2 separate regions of the Homo sapiens genome follow, and region 2 is linked to region 1. The links are chromatin contacts, found by Hi-C in ENCODE. All regions are on one chromosome and are shown on one strand. The core of a region is the stretch at or near the end of the contact, and the rest is flanking DNA. Distances in the headings are between cores, read along the strand shown. Region 1 holds the start of HECA (hdc homolog, cell cycle regulator). Region 2 has its middle 570 kb from the start of GJE1.

What was found. A loop is a pair of places that touch in the nucleus more often than their neighbours do. Pooled maps may share reads with other maps.
Region 2: a pooled map shows a loop between it and region 1 (2.4-fold over the local background). The contact joins the enhancer-like site here to the promoter of HECA in region 1. A Hi-C loop is called at or near these places in 6 of 50 pooled maps.

The regions. Positions count from the first base shown.
Region 1 is chr6:139,133,181-139,136,750 of GRCh38, reverse strand. HECA (hdc homolog, cell cycle regulator) reads right to left here and starts at 1,671. Exons shown (of 4, transcript NM_016217.3): 1 at 1,084-1,671. The coding sequence starts at 1,354. RefSeq lists enhancers at 600-719, 1,585-1,879, 3,158-3,207 and silencers at 830-1,099, 1,500-1,579, 1,690-1,879.
Region 2 is chr6:141,560,643-141,564,212 of GRCh38, reverse strand. No RefSeq gene overlaps it. Among named protein-coding and RNA genes, the nearest start is that of GJE1, 570 kb to the left of the region's middle. Within about 2 kb of position 1,877, at least 16 of the 41 ENCODE cell types and tissues checked have a DNase peak (open chromatin) inside an H3K27ac peak, as active enhancers do.

The DNA.
Region 1 (3,570 bases), core at 422-2,921:
AGGCAGGAGAATCGCTTCAGACCGGAAGACGGTGGTTGCAGTGAGCCGAGATTGCGCCACTACGCTCCAGCCTGGGCGAAATTGCAAACTCCGTCTAAAAAAAAAAAAACAAAACAAAAAAGTGCCTGATCTACATAAAGAATGGCTTCAAAAGCTGACGCTATAAATTAAAAGCCAGATATAACAATTCAAATCTCCCTTCATTAAAATACCTACGTTGTCTTCCTGGAAAAAGTGCCTGACTAGAGGAATTCAAAGAACTGTCCAAATAAGTAAGTGTTTGCCCAGCACCTTATAACGAAAACCATGGCTCTGTAATGAGAACAGAAATCCTGTCACATCTGGGCCAGTTCCTAAGTGTCCCCTCAAAAGGAACATTCAGGCACTACCTAAGATTATGAGGCTTCCTTCTGAAAATGTTAAGCACAATGACATAGAGAATGATTTTTCTTTTCTTTCTTTTCTTTTTTTTTTTTTTTTTTTAACTCCGGGCTGAGAACGGAAGTCAAGTTCAGATTCTCTTCCTTCCTCAAGCAAGCCAAAAAATTAAAGAGCAAACACAGAGGCCCTAAATGTCTCGAGGCCTCTTCACCTGTGGCGATCGACGCAGCAAGCCTGGGTGTGCTAAGAATTGAGGCTCTCTCTCCTTCATTCCGGGGGTTACGGGTGGCCTTGGAGCACCGGGAAGAATTAACCGGTGCCTAAGTTTTCAATCGGATCATTCTTCTCAACTTGGGCGGCTCTTTCCTCCCTTCCTTCCTCCCTTCGGCCCGGCACACACGGCGGGGCAGTGCCAGCGCGGGCAGCAGGCTGGGCCCGAGGGCAGCGCTGCCGCAGCCGGGAGCCCCTCAGAGTGTGGGGCGCGGGCTGCCCCCCGCGCGGACACCGGGCAGGGGCCGCAGATCTGTCCCCGCCGCCAGGCGTGGGGACCGCGAAGGGGCAGCCGCGGCGGGGCGGAGGGGCGGGGTGAGCACTTCCTGACTCTCGCATTGTCCACGCACCGCCCGCGCCACCCAGGGCCCCGCCACCGCGCCGTCCCCGTCGGGGAGGAAGTTGGCGCTCGCCCCGCCAGCCCCGTCTTACCGTTTTTGGCATCGCCCGCGGCCGCAGCCCCCGCGGCGGCCGCAGCGTTCGCGGCGCCAGTCCCCGCGCCTCCGGCGCCCGCCGCGCCTCCGGCGCCCGGCGCGCCCGCCGCCGCCGCCCCGCAACCGGCCGCCGCCGCCAGGGCCCCCCCGGCCGCCGCTCCCGCCGCGCCCGCCGCTGCCAGGGCCCCGGCTCCATTTTCCTGCTCGTCGCCGCTGCTGTTGGCGCGCTTGTTTTTGCGGCCGCCTTTGCTGTTTTTGGGGTTGGGCATCTCGCTCGCTCGCGTCCAGGTAGGTGCCCGGCGTCAGCGAAGGCGGATCCCAGAGGCACGGCCGTTCCCGGCCCTGCGTGAAGCCGGCTCCGGGAAAGAACGGAGGGCGCGAGCCGGCGGTTCCCTCGGCTCCCGTCTAGCCGCACGGCCCGTGCCGCGCCATCCTGGCCGCCGCGCCCTCTCCGGCTTCCTGGAGCCGGCACGCGGCCACCCGAGGCTCGCAGCCGCGCGGGCGCCGCGGGCCCGGGGCGCAAGCGAGACGCTCCCGAGCCGGAGGGAAAAGGCGGGTCTCCGGCTTGTTTTGATTCGGCTGCACTGACACGCTCTGGGCCCGCCCCCTCCCGTGACGACACTGGGGATTCGGCCTGGCCGCGCCCACCAGGTGACCTCACGGCTGACGGGACCGCCCGCGTGACGTCACGCCCCGCGCGGGGCCTGCCCACCTCGAGTGACGTCATCCAGGCGTCCCCACCCGGGCCTCCTGGACTCCCGGGCGTTCATGAGCTGCCCTGCTTGACTTGCTCCACCCGCCAGTGCAGTGGCATGTGGAGTTCTTCGGTGGCCTCCTGGCCTTAATGTAATTGAGGCTTAGAACAGTATGGTCTGGAAAAATAAGCTGTGACTAGAGCAAGAATGGAAAACAAAAGATTTTGGATTAATAACTCATTCAAAGGCTATGCCTTTCAGTAACAGTAATTAAAGAAACAGGGGACCGGGCGCGGTGGCTTATGCCTGTAATCCCAGCACTTTGGGAGGCCGAGGCGGGTGTATCACGAGGTCAAGAGATCGAGACCATCCTGGCCAACGTGGTGAAACCCTGTCTCTACTAAAAATACAAAAAAAAATTAGCTGGGCGTGGTGGCGTGCGCCTGTAGTCCCAGAAACTCGGGAAGCTGAGGCAGGAGAATCACTTGAACCTGGGATCCGAGATCGCGCCACTGCACTCCAGCTTGAGCAACAGAGCGAGACTCTGTCTCAAAAAAAAAAAAAAAAAAAGAAAAGAAAGAAAGAAACAGGGTAGAGTTCCCAGACAATGGGGATGAACACCAGGGTCCTGAATGGGAAGCCTTCACAGTCTGGTGGTGAAAACAATTCACTCAAACAAGACCCATCATCCAGGGATGTAACTAGATGTTGCCTGGACTCTGAAGCAGTCCCTGCTTGGGGGGAACCCATCCCTATGCATAGGGCTGAGTTGTCCTGAAAGATAGTGAAAGATAGGTAGCCAGGTTATGAGCAGTAGGAGATTAGGTGACACCAGTGAAGACAGGCAATATGAGGGCAGGGGACCCCTGGGAAGAGCTCCCCTTGATCTCTTTCTGCAATTCTATTCTACCTTTTCGGCCAACTCCTTCCCTTCCTTCAGGTCTCAGCTCAAATACATCACTTCCACAGAGACCTTCCCAGGAGAGCTGTCAGAAGTTCCACCCTGTTATTTTCCTCCTCCATCTCTAATTATGTTGGCAATGTAGGTGTTTACTTATTTCTTGTATATCTCCCTCTCACTGAAATGAAACCTCCATGGATAGATTTTATCTGCCTTGGGCACATCAGAGAACAGCTGGCATAAATTTGTTGAATGTATAAATTAGGTTCCTTCCTCACGAACTGTGGAGGAAAGACTAGTTTAGCTGACAGCTTTACAGTGTTCCCCTTTTATAGTGTAATCTTTAATTCAGCCCTTTAGTAAAAGCTCTGTCACGGTGTTGTTGTTACCATTAGAGGGTCTTGACTGCAAGTCGTCCAAGTTCTTGGCATTTTGAACAAACAATTGGACCAAACGCCCAGCAAAGCAAGGAAAGAAGAAAGCAGGGATTTATTGAGAATGAAAGTACACTCCACAGTATGGAAGCGGCCCCAGCGGTGGCTCAAGGTTCCGGATGCAGAATCTTCTGAGGTCCAAATACCCCCTGGAGGTTTCTCATGTAAATGAAGTGGTGACGCACAATTAGTCTGATTGGTTGCTTTCGTCAACCAATCAGAGGCTGAAGTGGAGTTAACAAAGGTCACACTTCTGTGCAATCACACTTTTTGCACACTTCTGTTTAAAAAGCAACCAATCAGAGGCTAAGGTGAAGTTACAAAGTTGCACTTCTATGCAAAGACTCCACCCGCAATCAGTCTCATTGGTTGCTGACAGCCAGTTTCCCATCTGCCACGCAGAAAAGGTGAGGGTTTGCAAAGGGAGCAGCTTCTGGTCCTTTTGTTACTCAGGT
Region 2 (3,570 bases), core at 628-3,127, 2.4 Mb before region 1:
GGGACTGGCTCGTACTTGCTTCTCGAATTCATATTTGATGTATAAGTAATGAAAACTTTTTAAATACAAGCTAAGTTTTTATAAAATAAAACAGGTTTGTTAAGCTATAACTCATATAGATATTCTCTTGCATCACCAAGACTCTAAACAAGACCATGAGAACCTTAGCTATTCATGGAGTCTTTATAAATAATGACAAACTTTTTTTTCTTTCTTTTTTTTAAACCAATTTTGTGTTTAGTTTTAATATGATAAGCAATCTGTAGCCAGGATATTGAAGTGTGCCCTAATATAACAATGTAGATTATCACATCAATTTGAATATTTTGTTAAAAGAGATGCAAGTGTGACCCTACACATTACTTACCCTAATGATTCCAGAATTGATTTAACCACTGCACACAGCCGATTCCTTTGCTTTATATGCTCAAGGATATTTTTGCATGGGGGACATTTCTTTGCTCAATGACACAGGCAGAAATGCCAGGCTGAGCAGCTCATGGCTGCTGTATTGATGCTTTGGTGAAGGAGGAGATCAGCTACCCCGAGATTTGGGCATTGTAAACGTCTTTCATTTTCCTTCCTTTCCCTGGTTTTAATTAGCATTGGTGATTCAGGGCTGACTAAATTTTTCATCCAAGTTTTTCTTTCAAGTCATTGATCAATAACTCGTTAATGAAGCCAGGAGAAGAGAACGAAGCATTCTTAAATGTCCAGTACCACTCCTAAAAGCAAACAAATAAACAAGCCAGGAGCTGCACTGAAGAAATCATTCAGCTAGCTAAACCGTGCAGTGGCTACGAGGAAGAGTAATTGATTTAGTGGGGAGGGTGCTAACATCCCTAAACATTAAATCCAAGACATAATATTTAAAACATTGCTTTAAAGGGTATTAATATTTGCATTATCGTTTTCCATTTAACTTTCATGAAATGTCATATGGTCTTAATAAAATAGTTTTCAAGGTATAGTTCATCTGAAGAGCCATTAATTCAACCTTCTCTAAATAGAGTTCTTTAGAAGACCGTTACATTTTGAATTTCCAAAGGAACAGAGCAGTGTGTGATGCATATCCTCAGTATTCATGCAGAGACTAGAGAAGGTCATTTGCACTTCTGTGCCAGACATTTCAAAAATAAAGCAAAAAAAAAAAAAAAAAAGTGGAAGTCTCCATGCACAGTTCAAGGATCTTTCCACTAGGTGGCAGAAGCGCTCCTTCAGCTCTTCCGCTTCTTCTGGTGTGGGCTGTAATTAGGTCAGTTTAAGTTAAAGTAGGGCTGAGAGATGAAAAAAGTAGATTTTCTCCTCTGGAACACACTGCAGTTTAATTTCACTTCTTTCTACATTGTGCGATGAAGGTGGATTTAACTTTTAAAGGCAAAGAGACAAATCTCTGCCAGGGTAAATGAAAAGACTCAGGGAGGGCAACTGGCACAAAAAAAAACATAAAAGAAAGGAAATGCTTTTTGGCTGTTTCCTAATTTTGATATCCGGGTCATAGTCAGAAATCATTTTCAGAGGTAAAGTGTTATATAGGTTCTGTGAAAAGCGGGGGTGACTTCTGAAGCCTAAGGGGGCCGGCTTGCTGGGTGTCGATGTTAAAAATTTCCCCTACTGGTGACATTAAATAAAATAAAGCCATTTTATCCTCGACGCTTTTCTAATTTTGCCAGCAGCCAGAGAAGCATGCTAATCTGAGAGGAAAACTCCACACCCCAACACAGGTTTCCCTTTCCTGCTGAATAAGGCACTTAGGAAGGAAGTGGTCCTGAAGGTGAAAGTTGAAACCGGTGTTTTACCCAATGCTGCCTGTTAGAGGCCCTGGGGAGGACAGGGACGTCCTGGAATCGGGATGGGCTGAGCGCGCCAGGCAGCCTGGTGAGGAGGTGGAGGAGCTTCCCTATCAGAGAGCGTCAGGAAGTCACTGCGGTCACCTCTGTGAGAAACAGTGGGGAAAAGGGGAGGACAATCGCAGGAAAACCCATCCACTCCTCTGCTGCCGATCATGGCATTCATTGAATGTGCAAAAGCCAGATATTGTTAAAGAAAATAAAGGCAAATAAGATATGAGAACAGACGTGGCATAAATAATGATGTTTCCTGATTCTAAACTCTTTAGAGGTTGAGAGCATCCAGCTAATTTGGAGGTTGTTTCTTTGAATTACAGGTCATGTCACAGGGAATGCCAAACTCAGAGAGAGGAGAGGAGGTTGGCGGCACAATAAAAGCTGTATGGGGGATGGGGGGGAAATGGGGATGGCTAATGGGTACAAAAAATAGAAAGAATGAATACAATCTGATATTTGATAACACCGCAGGGTGACTATAGTCAGCAATAATTTAACTGTAGATTTTTTAAAAACTAAGTGTATAATTGGATTGTTTGTAACACTAAAGATAAATGCTTGAGGTGGTGGATACCCCATTTACCCTGATGTGATTATTACGCATTGCGTGCGTGTGTCAAAATATCTCACTAGCTCTGTAACTACATATATATATATATATATCATCTACGTATCCAAAAAAATTTAAAAAATTTAAATAAATATATGAGGAAATAAGCTAAATACACAAACAGGTGGCTCAGATATACTAAGATTATTCAAATAATTCTTTAATTTTCTGAAAAATGTTTAAGATTGGAGTTGACAGTGCCTTCTGACGCCTCTTCAGCATTGCCCAGTTGCTAATGTCTTTGTGTTACCCCAAAATTTGTTCAAACATATTGAAACTGGAAATCCACCTGGTTAACAATACCTCCTGTTTGTGCAGGCTGTTTTCCATCTGTAGCCACAGATGATATGATTACAGACTTTGTGTGCAATTCGGTGTTCTTATGTTTGCCTACGGAATCATAGACAATCACATTAAAGCTATGTGCAAACATGGCACATGACTCAATTCTCCATTCCTCAAATGATGTTCTGTGTATGTCTCAATATTGAAGAAAGGAATAAAGAGTGATGGAGAGCAGAGTAAGAAGGCAAGGAATAAAGAACATGAATTAAAGACTCTTGAAATCTTATTTCAAGGACACAATCACTGTGTTGTAGCTTCTCATTTCAAATATACTAAGAGATCCAATTGTTGACAGACAGTAGTCAGATATGGTACAACTAGATACTGTACTTCTTGATGAGATTGGAAACAGAAAACACAGTCAATGAATTGTAATTTATAAAGACAGTGGACTGATCCCTGATGTATATCTCAGAAATCAGATAGTTTATCCCGGTTAGGAATTTGGAGACAAATGTTTGAAAACCATTCTGTCAGTTAATCAAAATGTGTTGAAAGAATACAGTGTCACAAACAGAGCAAGCATACCCACACACACATGCATACCCACACACACATGCATACCACACACACATGCCCACATATACCTGGGTTAGATTTTAGTTGAAACTTTGGTTAGAAATCCTCATTTCTTTGCTTAAAATTTGTAAGCTTAACTTTCTTCACGTGTTTGTTTTAGACTATAAATTGAACTTTAGGAAGCAAGTATTTTGTTCATTTGTAAAATGAGAGTAGTCTATTCAAACTTTTTAAAGCATAAGCCATACT